Regions from separate parts of the Homo sapiens genome. Here region 2 is linked to region 1. A link is a contact called in ENCODE Hi-C or POLR2A ChIA-PET data. All regions are on one chromosome and are shown on one strand. The core of a region is the stretch at or near the end of the contact, and the rest is flanking DNA. Distances in the headings are between cores, read along the strand shown.

Region 1 (5,590 bases), core at 941-3,440:
CTCTGGAATTTCCTTATCTGACCAAGAACACTTCTTTACAAAAGAAATGCAATTGTGTTAAGTCTTTTTTTCCTTTGAGACAGAGTCTCGCTCTTGTCACCCAGGCTGGAGTGCAGTGGCACTATCTTGGCTCACTGCAACCTCCTCCTCCTCCCGGGTTCAAGCGATTCTCCTGCCTCAGCCTCCCAAAGTGCTGGGATTACAGGTGTGAGCCACCGCGCCCGGCCAGTGTTAAGCCCTTTTTCTAGTAATCTCATCAAATATCCAGGAAAGATCAACCACTGGAGAGAGAAAGAGACTGGGAGTCATCACCAGACCCAGACAGATTTACCTGTTCTTCTGAGGACAGTGCCAAGAGATTACCTGGGGGACTTTATCTGCCTAGGACAACCTTTGTCCCTGTGCGGCTCCACCTCCACCTTCCCTTAAAGTCGGCCTTTCACCTCCAGGGCCATTCCTTCTTGCTAATGATTTACTGTCTTTCAAAAGAATTGTCTGCATTCCCTATCTCCCTTCTCCCCTATAAAAAAGGCTGGGTAGCCTCTGTACTCCACTGGGTTACAGGGTCACCATTCTTCCGTGATTACCCCATTACAATACATTTTTGTATGTCTTTTCTCCTCTTAACCTGACTTTTGTCGGTTGGTTTTCGGGGAACCTTCAGAGGAAGAAGGGGAATTTTTTTCAAGGCCCCTTAGCTCACCCTTGGGAGGATGATCCTTTCCAATACAATCTCAGAAGTGCCTCTGGGCTGTAGTGGCCCTAGGCTGAATTCCAGGAAGTTTTTTTTTTTTTTTTTTGTTTTTTTTTTTTTTTGAGGGACAGCGTCTTGTTCTGTTGCCCAGGTTAGAATACAGTAGCGTGGTCACAGCTCACTCCAGCCTCTACATCCCAGGCTCAAGTGAACCTCCAGCCTCAGCCTCCCAAGTAGCTGGGACCACAGGCATGTGCCACCATGCCCAGCTAATTTATTTTATATTTTGTAGAGACAGGGTCTCCCTATGTTGCCCAGGCCAGTCTCGAACTCAAAGCAATCTTCCCACCTCGACTGGGCTCAAAGCGCTCTTCCCACCTCAACCTCCCAAAGTACTGGGACTACAGGTGTGAGCTACCATGCCAGGCCTGAAAGCCATCTTAAAAAAAAAATCTTAGAATGAGAATCACAGTATTGGGAAAGGACTGTATGAATCATCTGGTCCATTCGTTTTGTCCTCTGGGTTCACCCAGTGACCCTATTTCCCCCGAGTTCTAAGGAGTCCACCTCATGCAGAATTGATTCAATAGGCGATCAGCAAGGGCCAGCTCTGCTCTGGGCCCTGAGCAGGCACTGAGTATAAGTCAGACCTGAATGTGCCTGGAAGAGTGTCCCACGCATTCCAGCAGGGAAGCAGTTTGTATGACAGGTGTCCCAGTCCAGGCGGATACCAGGTGCTGCCAGAGTGTGGAGGAGGCAGGCGGGGACTTAGTCTCCTCCCTGGGTTTGGACACTGGCATCCTGCTTTATGTGTGACACCACTGCACCCCTCTGAGCCTCGGTTTCCCCATCTGTAAAATAGAAGCGATCTACCCTCACAGGTCAGTTGTAGGGATGAACCATGAAAATACTAGAGTCTCTGTTTTTTGACAGGAACTCAAAAAACAGATCCTAAATGTACATTTAAAGAGGGTGTGAGGAGGCAAGCAGTCAGCAGAGGATTCCAGCAGGTGACATTTTAGGGAGCTGGAGACAGCAGAGCCTGGGGTTGCTAAGTTCCTGATGTTGCCCACCAGGCTATTGCTCTGAGCAGCGCTGCCTCCCAGCTTTCTGGAACCTTCTGGGACGCCTGGGGTGCATCAAGTCCCAAGGGGACAGGGAGCAGAAGGGGGGGCTCTGGAAGGAGCAAAATCACACCCAGAGCCTGCAGCTTCTCAGATTTCCTTAAAGGTTTTGTGTGTGTGTGTGTGTGTGTGTGTGTGTGTATGTGTGTGTGTGTGTGTGTGTGTGTGTGTTTTCTCTAAAAGTCCTATGGCCAGACTTTGTTTCCCAAGGGTCATATGACTGCTCCTCTCCACCCCACACTGGCCCGGGGCGGGCTGGGCGCGGGCCCCTGCGGGTGTTGCAACGCCCGGCCAGAAAGTGGGCATCAGCTGTTCCGCCTGGCCCACGTGACCCGCCGAGCATAAATGTGACCGGCCGCGGCTCCGGCAGTCAACGCCTGCCTCCTCTCGAGCGTCCTCAGCGCAGCCGCCGCCCGCGGAGCCAGCACGAACGAGCCCAGCACCGGCCGGATGGAGCGTCCGCAACCCGACAGGCAAGCGCGGGGCGCGGGACGCGGGACGGGCGCCTTTCTCTCCCAACCCTGCTTGCGTCCTAGCCCCACCCCGGGACACTGCCACACAGCGACAGAGCCCAGGAGCCAGAAACTTGGGCTCTGGAGTCAGGAGGTGCGGGGTTCTGATCCTGCCTGTGCCCGTAGGGTAGTTGGAGGGAGGAACGGTAATTTACATGCCTGGCACCCTGGTATGCGGTTGGTGACCAAGATGGGAGTGTCCCTAGAGTATCCAGTCTTTGAGGTAGCCAATTTTTTTTTTAATCCTACTTTCGAGGTGTGTTTGGAGTTGCTCTCTGCTGAATCTAGATCTCTGGGGCTCTGCCAGCCTGGGGGAGCATGCTTGGTTCTCTTGGTGGCATCTGTCCCTCACTAGCTACGGAGGACCTGAGCCAGACATCACCCTGGCTGCGGTGTTCCATGTCTCACAGATAGCCCAGTTCAGGGAGGCGACATGCCCAAGAGTGCTCAGTTAGCTGGTGTCAGAACTGGGCCTTGAACCTTGGTCTGCCCACCTCCAGGTCTCACTCATTCCCTTCTTTCAATAATTTGTTAGTATTTTTTTTTTTAACTCCTGGGCTTAAGCATCCTCCCACCTCAGCCTCCAGAGTAGCTGGGACTTACAGACATGTGCCATTTCTCCTGAGACTTTGACCAGCTGTGTTGTAGAACAGGGAAGCAGGGCAGGAGAAAAGGGAAAAATGACAATTCTGTGGGGAGGCAGGGATACGGACCCATGACAGAAATACTCCCAGAAAGACTTTTTCTTTGACTAAAGCAGACTTTCTCAGGCTTTTTAACCCTGACGCCTTCATGATGAGCATAACATGATAGGGGGTCATGAGATTTGCATCTGGAACTTTAACAAAATAACTGAATTAAATATTGGGTCTAAAAGCCAATCAAAGCAATTACAAACTTGGAGATGCCGGTTCATGGGGCTGCTGCTTCTTCCTGGGTTATGCTGTACCTCCTCCTCCTCTCCACTGCGAACTACCTGTACCAGGATTTCCCCCTTGGTTTGGGGGACTGTATTATTTAGTGTTTTAATGACTGAAGAGTGTTTACAAAGCTGCGAGAGCCACCATGCCCAGCCTGAATTTGTTTTTTGTTTTTTGTTTTTTTGTTTTTTTGCTTTTTTGCTTTTCTTTTTTTGAGATGGAGTGTTGCTCTGTTGCCCAGGCTGGAGTGCAGTGGCGCGATCTCGGCTCACTGCAACCTCTGCCTCCTGGGTTCAAGCGATTCTCCTGCCTCAGCCTCCCAAGTAGTTGGGATTACAGGCGCCCACTACCATGCCCGGCTATTTTTTTTTTTTTTTTTGTATTTTTAGTAGAGATAGGGTTTCACCATGTTGGCCAGGCTGGGCTCAAACTCCTGGCCTCAGGTGATCTGCCCGCCTCAGCCTCCCAAAGTGCTAGGATTACAGGCGTGAGCCACCATGCCTGGCCCTTTTTTTCTTTTTTTTTCTTTTTTTGAGATGGAGTCTCTCTGTCACCAAGTCTGGAGTGCAGTGGTGTGATCTCAGCTCACTGCAACCTCTGCCTCCGGGATTCAAGCAATTACAGGCATAATTGCTGGGATTACAGGCACCTGCCACCATGCCCGGCTAATTTTTGTATTTTTAGTAGAGACGGGGTTTCACCATGTTTGCCAGGCTGGTCTCGAACTCCTGACCTCAGGTGATCCACCTGCCTTGGCCTCCCAAAGCGCTGGGATTACAGGCGTGAGCCACCGTGCCCAGCCACAAGGCTGCATCTTAAAGCGATTGAGAACGTGGCCTGAATGAGGATGGGAGTCTCTTGAAGGCCTGCCCACAGGTGGGAGGCTCAGCAGTTGGGAAGGACCCCACCCCCAGCCAGCTTTGTGTTCACCTTTCCCATTTCCTCCTCAGCATGCCCCAGGATTTGTCAGAGGCCCTGAAGGAGGCCACCAAGGAGGTGCACACCCAGGCAGAGAATGCTGAGTTCATGAGGAACTTTCAGAAGGGCCAGGTGACCCGAGACGGCTTCAAGGTATGTGGCTTGGTGGGACTAGCCCTGGTGGAGGGTGTGGCAGGTGTGGGTGGACCCAAGGCTCAGACCAGTGGTTTAAGTGGGGATGCTGAGGGACCAGATGGGCATGTCCAATAGAATCATCTTAAAAATGATGACACTGAGGCTCAGAGAGGGAAGGTGAGTTACCCAAGGTCACACAGCAAGTTCAGCCTGCTCTGTAATGTTGTGGAGGGGCTGGGGCAGCAGTGCCGTTGACTGAGCACCGGTTCCATGTTGGGCATTTTGTACACGTGGTTTCTAATCTGTGCTTCAACCCTGACGAGAAAGATGAGGACTGGAAGGCTCAGAGAGGTTCAGTGACTAACAGAAGGTCACACAGCCAGTAAGTGGAAAAGGCTGAAATCAACCAAGACCGATTTCAGCCTTGTACTCCTTGTATTTCAGAGCTTGTACTCCTGATCTAACTCGAATTTGCCTCTGAAGATAAGGAATAATATAGGTTGGAGTCTTAACAGAACCCTTTTCTAACAGTGAGACTGAGGGTGCCTCATCTAATCTCCCTAAGCCACGTTTTCCCCATCTGTAAAAGAGTATTTCAACAGCAGGGTTTTCTTAAGCACCCACTATATGCCAGGTACTGATTTTGCTGTTTCCCAGCACTGTTGTGAAATTCATGCAAATAGAAGGAAAGCACTTGATGAAGAACCGGGAAGATACTGGGTGTTAAAACATCAGCGTGGGGAAGAGCTTGTTCAGGTTGAACAGAGGGTGTGGGGGTGGGGAGTAGGGAGCTATATCCCACCACCTTCATCCCAGTCCCTTTTGCAATCTGCACCCTCTGCCACCCCCTACTTCCAACATGAGACATGCTTTATTTATTTTATTTTATCTGAGACAGAGTCTCACTCTGTTGTCCGGGCTGGAGTGCAATGGCAAGATCTCGGTGCCCTGAAACCTCCGCATCCTAAGTTCAAGCGATTCTCCTGCCTCAGCCTCCCAAGTAGCTGGGACTACAGGTGCCCACCACCACACCTGGCCAATTTTTGTATTTTTTTAGTAGAGACAGGGTTTTACCATGTTGGCCAGGCTGGTCTCGAACTCCTGACCTCAGATGATCCACCCGTCTTGGTCTCCCAAAGTGCTGGGATTAGAGGTGTGAGCCACCACCCGGCCGAGACATGCTTTAATGAGGAGAGATTTAATCTGTGGTTCCAGGCTGGGTGGGGTCCTTGGGCCTGTAATGGGTCTTCCTCATCCTCCTCCCCTCTCCCTTAAAAAGATGAGGTA
Region 2 (5,871 bases), core at 2,158-4,657, 670 kb after region 1:
TAATAGAACTGTAGAATGGTAACAGTGGAAACACTCTCAGCTGTCACTTGTGGACTAGACTCTACTTGTGCGACCCCAATTAGCAGAGGAGGAAACTGATTGGGAAAGTGACCTACCCAAGGACACATTCTGGGGAGGTCATCTCTCTTCCATCCACTGCTTTCTTTGGCTCTGCTCAGATGGGAGCCATACGTGTTCATCTTTCACCATTTCCAAGACAGCGACTAGTCTTGAAAGGAATGCCCGAGTACGTTATCAGCCTCCAGACTGGTTGACAGCGTGGGCTGGCTATAGACTCTTCTTGGACTAACACCAGGACTGCTACCCTGAAAGGGCTTCTCTAGAAACAGAGAATTGGGTTGAATACAAATATTCTACTACCAGAATCCCAGTGAGGAAATCTGAGGCATGTGAGTCAAGAGGAGGGATTGACTCTGTCCTATTTTTGTATCGCCAATAGCACCTAGCAAAAGGCTTTCAGTGTAACAGACACTAAGTATGTGTGTGTTGAGCAGTGCCCACTATGTGCTGGGTATTGTCCTAAACAATGTTTCTCAGTGTTATCTGGGTGTCCCTGGGGATCCCTAAGACCCTTTCAGGGGATCCTCAAGGTAAAAAGAAAAAAAGCCGATTGTTATTTACCTTTTTCACTCTAATTCTCTCCTGAGTGCACAATGAAGCTTTCCAGAGGTGACATGATGTTCAGCAGCTTATAGAACGTGTGCCTGGCCAGGTGCGGGGGCTCACACCTGTAATTCCAGCACTTTGGGAGGCCAAGGCAGGCAGATCACCTGAGGTCAGGAGTTCGAGACCAGCATGGCCAACATGGTGAAACCCCGTCTCTACTAAAATTACAAAAATTAGCCAGGCATGGTGGCGTGGGCCTGTAGTCCCAGCTACTCCAGAGGCTGAGGCAGGGGAATTGTTTGAACCCAGCGGGCAGAGGTTGCAGTAAGCTCAGATCGCCCCAGTGCACTCCAACCTGGGCAACAGAGTGAGATGCTGGCTCAAAAAAAAAAAAAAAAAAAAAAAAAAAAAGAACGTGTGCTTGTCATTCTGTTTTTTGAAATTTTCTCTGTTTTAATTTCAAATATGGTAAATATCAACAGATATAACCCATTATAACAAGTTATTTGAAGTCTTCAATAATATTTAACATCAAAATTTTTGAACCAAAAATGTTGAGATCCACTATTCTAGAGGATAGAAGAAGCTAATAAGAACTATTAAAAAAAAAATAGAGCAGAGTAAGAGGAATTGAAAGGGCCTGGGATGGGTGTGAGTGATGGGGGACGGGTAGCTACCAGCATTAAACAGAGTGATAGGAGAAATAAACCTATAAATCAAATATCTGGCTGGGCATGGTGGCTCACACCTGTAATCCCAGTACTTTGGGAGGCCGTGGCAGGCGGATCACCTGAGGTCAGGAATTCAAGACCAGCCTGGCCAACATGGTGAAACCCTGTCTCTACTAAAAATTCAAAAATTAGCTGGGCGTGGTGGTGGGTGCCTGTAATCCCAGCTACTCAGGAGGCTGAGGCAGGAGAATTGCTTGAACCCAGGAGGCAGAGGTTGCAGTGAGCCAAGATAGTGCCATTGCACTCCAGCCTGGACAACAAGAGTGAAACTCATTCTCAAAAAAAAAAAAAAAAAAAAAAAAAATCTGATCTCTGAGTTGTCACTTAAAATCCCCTAATTTTTCCTAGATTTAAAGGTTTTTATTGTGAATTGAATCATAAATATATAAGAATTGATAGGCCAGGAAGTCAAGACCAGCCTGGGCAACAAAGCAAGACCCCATCTCTATAAATTAAAGCATAAAAATAAATAAATAAGAAATAAAAGGGGTGCAGTGGCTCATGCCTGTAATCCCAGTATTTGGGGGAGGGTGAGGCAGGAGGACTGCTTGAGATCAGGAGTTCAAGAACAGCTTGGACAACATAAGGAAACCCTGTCTCTCTCTCTCTCTCTTTTTTTTTTTTTGTTTGAGACAGAGTCTCGCTCTGTCACCCAGGCTGGAGTGCAGTGGCACAGTCTCCCTTCATTGTAACCTCTGCCTCCAGGGCTCAAGCGATTCTCCTGCCTCAGCCTCCCAAAGACCCTATCTCCATACAAAAATTAAAAAAAAATTAAAATAAAAATATTTCTAGCACTTAAAAATTCTACCATAGGCCCTCCAAGATAACATCACTTTCTAGTCCTACAAGGGTAACCTCTATTCAGATTTTAAAAATTAGTTCATTGGCTGGGGTGCGGTGGCTCATGCCTGTAGTCCCAGCACTTTTTGAGGCCAAGGCAGGCAGATCACCTGAGGTCAGGAGTAGAAGACCAGCCTGGCCAACATTGTGAAACCTCGTCTCTATTAAACATACAAAAATTAGTGGGCATGATGGTGGGTGCCTATAATCCCAGCTACTCGGGAGGCTGAGGCACGAGAATCGTGTAAATCCGGGAGGCGGAGATTGCAGTGAGCCGAGATCGTGCCGTTGCACTCCAGCCTGGGCAACAAGAGCGAAACTCCGTTTCAAACAAACAAACAAACAAACAAAAAATACAAAAATTATCCAGGTGTGGTGGTGGGTGCCTGTAGTCCCAGCTACTTGGGAGGCTGAGGCAGGAGAGTTGCATGAACCTGTGAGGCAGAGGTTGCAGTGAGCCAAGATCATGCCACTGCACTCCAGCCTGGGTGACAGAGCAAGACTGTCTCAAAAAAAAAAAGAAAAAATTTATTTATATTTTTGTAGAGAAAGGGTCTCACTATATTGCCCAGGCTGGTCTTGAACTCCTGGCCTCAAGTGATCCTCCAGTCTCAGCCTCCCAGAGTGCTGGGATTACAGGTGTGAGTCACTGAACCAGGGCTCTATTCTGATTTTTTAGTTAAACATTCCCTTGCACTCCTGTGCAGTTTTACTATCTATGTGTATCCATATCTTGTTTGGTTTTGGAAAACGAAGAAGCAAGCTCAAAACATGGTAAGTAAAAGGCAATATTGCTACTACTAGGTAAGGTTTCCTAGGAGAAAATGGGCCGAAAGTGTGGATCCACGGTCTGGCTCCAGCTGTCTGCAAGAGGGGCTTCCAGGGAAGTCCGTGGATATGGGGGCCTCTGAAAGAGCTGTAGGGTGAGCTGTGAACTGCAGTCTGGCAGAAAAACATTCAAGGAGAGGAGCCTGCTCCATTTTTTGGTTTGTTTGTTTGTTTCGCTTCTCCGCTCATTGGTCTATCTTCAGGTCTCTGGAGCGGGCCAAAGCTGAACACTAACACCAAGCTGAAACGCCTGCAGGGAGAATAGAAACTCTTCTAGCACCTGGTCAAGGCAAGTCAGCCCTAGACAACAGTTAAAACTCCACGTCTCTCAGCATTTTCTTCCTTGAACTCAAGCTAGGATCTTGGTGGTAACACCCAAACATGTCTGCCTATCTGCTGAGTCACAGGACTTCCTGGGGACTGGTTGGACTGGTTGCCCTCCCTCCACACTGTCTGGGGTATGACTGTCACTCTCTCATGTAGTAGACCTCTGGCTTACTGAACCCACATCTTCTCATTCCCTAATCTGTACTCTTTGTTTCAATGGAGCTTCTCCTCCTGTAGCTTGCCAAGAAAGCCTGCGTGGGAAAGTATTTTGAGATCTTAGATGTTTGGAAATTTTTATGTCTAAACATTTCAAATATTCATACCTGGTTAATACCTGCACTGATAATAGAATTTTACATTACAGATTACAGATCGTTTTCATTCCAACCTTTGACAGCATTGGGTCATCGTCTAGCCCTCAGTGTTGCTATGGGAATACTGAAGCTATTCTGATTCTGTGTTTCCCTCTCTGGAAGCTTATAGAATCTTCCTTTTTCCTCTCAGGATTCTGAAATTTCACAGCAACGTACCTTAACTTGGGTCTATTTTCATCCATCTTGCTCAGCACTTGTGAGGGTTCTTCAGTGTAGAAATATGCATTCTGCAAAATTTCTTGAGTTGATCATTAATGATTTCCTCCCCATTCTCTCTGTTCTCTTCTAGAACCCCTGTTATTCTGATGTTGGATCTCCCAGACTGGATTCCCTTCCTTTCTCTTCCCTTCCCTTCTCTTCTCTTCTCTTCCCTTCCCTTCCCTTCCCTTCTCCCTTCCCTTCCCCCTTGCCTTCCCTTCCCTTCCCTTCTCCCTTCCCCCTTCCCTTCCCTGCTTCTCCCTTCCCATCCCTTCTCCCTTCCCTTCCCATCTCTTCTCCCTTCTCCCTTCCCATCCCTTCTCCCTTCCCTTCTCCCTTCTCCCTTCCCATCCCTTCTCCCTTCCTTTCTCCCTTCCCTTCTCCCTTCCTTTCCCTTCCCATCCCTTCTGCCTTCCCTTCTCCCTTTTCCCTTCCTGTCCCTTCTCCCTTCCCTTCTCCCTTCCCTTCTCCTTTCCCTTCTCCCTTCCCTTCTCCCTTCCCCCTTCCCTCCTCCCTTCCCTTCTCCCTTCCCCCTTCCCTCCTCCCTTCCCTTCTCCCTTCCCTTCCCTTTCCTTCCCTTCCTTGACCTGCCCTTCCCTGCCCTTCCCTCCCCTCCACCTTTTATTTTCATTTATTTTCTTTTCTTTTCAGAGACAGGATCTCACTATGTTGCCCAGGCTAGTCTTGAACTCCTCCACTCAAGTCATCCTCCCACCTTGGCCTCCCAAGGTGTTGGGATTATAGGTGTGAGCCACCGCACCTGCCTTCTTTCCTATTTTCAGTCTCTTTGTCTTTGTTGCTCTAATTTCTCTTCTTTCTTTTGTTTTTTTGCTCTGTCACCCAGGCTGGAGTGCAGTGGTGAGATCATCTCCCTGCAGCCCCGAACTCCCGGGCTCAAGCGATCCTCCTATCTCAGTTTCCCAAGTAGCCAGGACTGCAGGTACATGCCACCATGCTTGGCTAACTTAAAATTATTATTATTTTTTTAGAGACAGGGCTTTTTTTTTTTCTGTTTTGTTTGTTTTTGGTTTTTGTTTGTTTGTTTTTTGACACGGAGTCTCGCTCTGTCACCCAGGCTGGAGTGCAGTGGCGTGATCTCAGCTCACTGCAAGCTCCACCTCCCAGGTTCACGCCATTCTCCTGCCTCAGCCTCCCTAGTAGCTGGGACTACAGGCGCCCGCCACCATGCCTGGCTAGTTTTTTTGTATTTTTAGTAGAGACGCGGTTTCACCATGTTAGCCAGGATGGTCTCTATCTGCTGATCTGCCTGCCTCAGCCTCCCAAAGTGATGGAATTACAGGTGTGAGCCACTGCGCCTGGCCAGAGAGAGGGCTTTTTTTATGTTGCCCAAGTTGGTCTTGAACTCCTGAGCTCAAGTGACCCTCTTGCCTCGGCCTCCCATAGTGCTGGGATTACAGGTATGAGCCACCGCACCCGGCCCTTGCTCTAATTTCTTCAGTGGTTCCTCAACTTGATCTTCCAACCCTTTTATTGATTTTTTAAAGCGTCAACAATCCTATCTTTAATTTCTAAAGCTCTTTCTAAATCTTTGAATGTTACCAAACGGAACCCTGTTTTTGTTTCAGTTGTGGGATGCAATAATCTTTTATCTCTCTAAAGACAAAATGATTTTTTTTTTTAACTCCATGCATGGTGTTTGGTGTCTGTTTCTTTTTTGTTTTTTGAGACAGAGTTTCACTGTTACCCAGACTGGAGTGCAGTGGTGCAATCTCAGCTCACTGCAACCTCCACCTCCCGGGTTCAAGCGATTCTCCTGCTGCAGCCTCCCAAGTAGCTGGGATTACAGGCACACACCACCAAGCCTGGCTAATTTTTGTATGTTTAGTAGAGATAGAGGTTTCACCATGTTGGCCAAGCTGGTCTCGAACTCCTGACCTCAGGTGATCTACCCGCCTCAGCCTCCCAAAGTGCTGGAATTACAGGCG

What was found. Hi-C counts contacts between places; a loop is a spot of excess contacts on that map. ChIA-PET counts read pairs that join two places held with the same protein, here RNA polymerase II (POLR2A).
Region 2: a loop to region 1 is called in a map of PC-9, with 4 times the contacts of the local background. The contact joins the enhancer-like site here to the promoter of HMOX1 in region 1. A Hi-C loop is called at or near these places in 1 of 168 maps with a recorded cell type or tissue (PC-9). POLR2A ChIA-PET finds 5 or more read pairs at or near these places in 5 of 52 experiments (Caco-2, H1, PC-9 and 2 more).

What each region holds. Positions count from the first base shown.
Region 1 is chr22:35,378,906-35,384,495 of GRCh38, forward strand. HMOX1 (heme oxygenase 1) reads left to right here and starts at 2,191. Exons shown (of 5, transcript NM_002133.3): 1 at 2,191-2,291; 2 at 4,201-4,321. The coding sequence starts at 2,269. RefSeq lists silencers at 1,912-1,991, 2,292-2,461.
Region 2 is chr22:36,049,349-36,055,219 of GRCh38, forward strand. No RefSeq gene overlaps it. Among named protein-coding and RNA genes, the nearest start is that of RBFOX2, 23 kb to the left of the region's middle. RefSeq lists an enhancer at 2,678-3,877. Within about 2 kb of position 3,408, at least 4 of the 41 ENCODE cell types and tissues checked have a DNase peak (open chromatin) inside an H3K27ac peak, as active enhancers do; they include PC-9, where a contact is called at or near this core.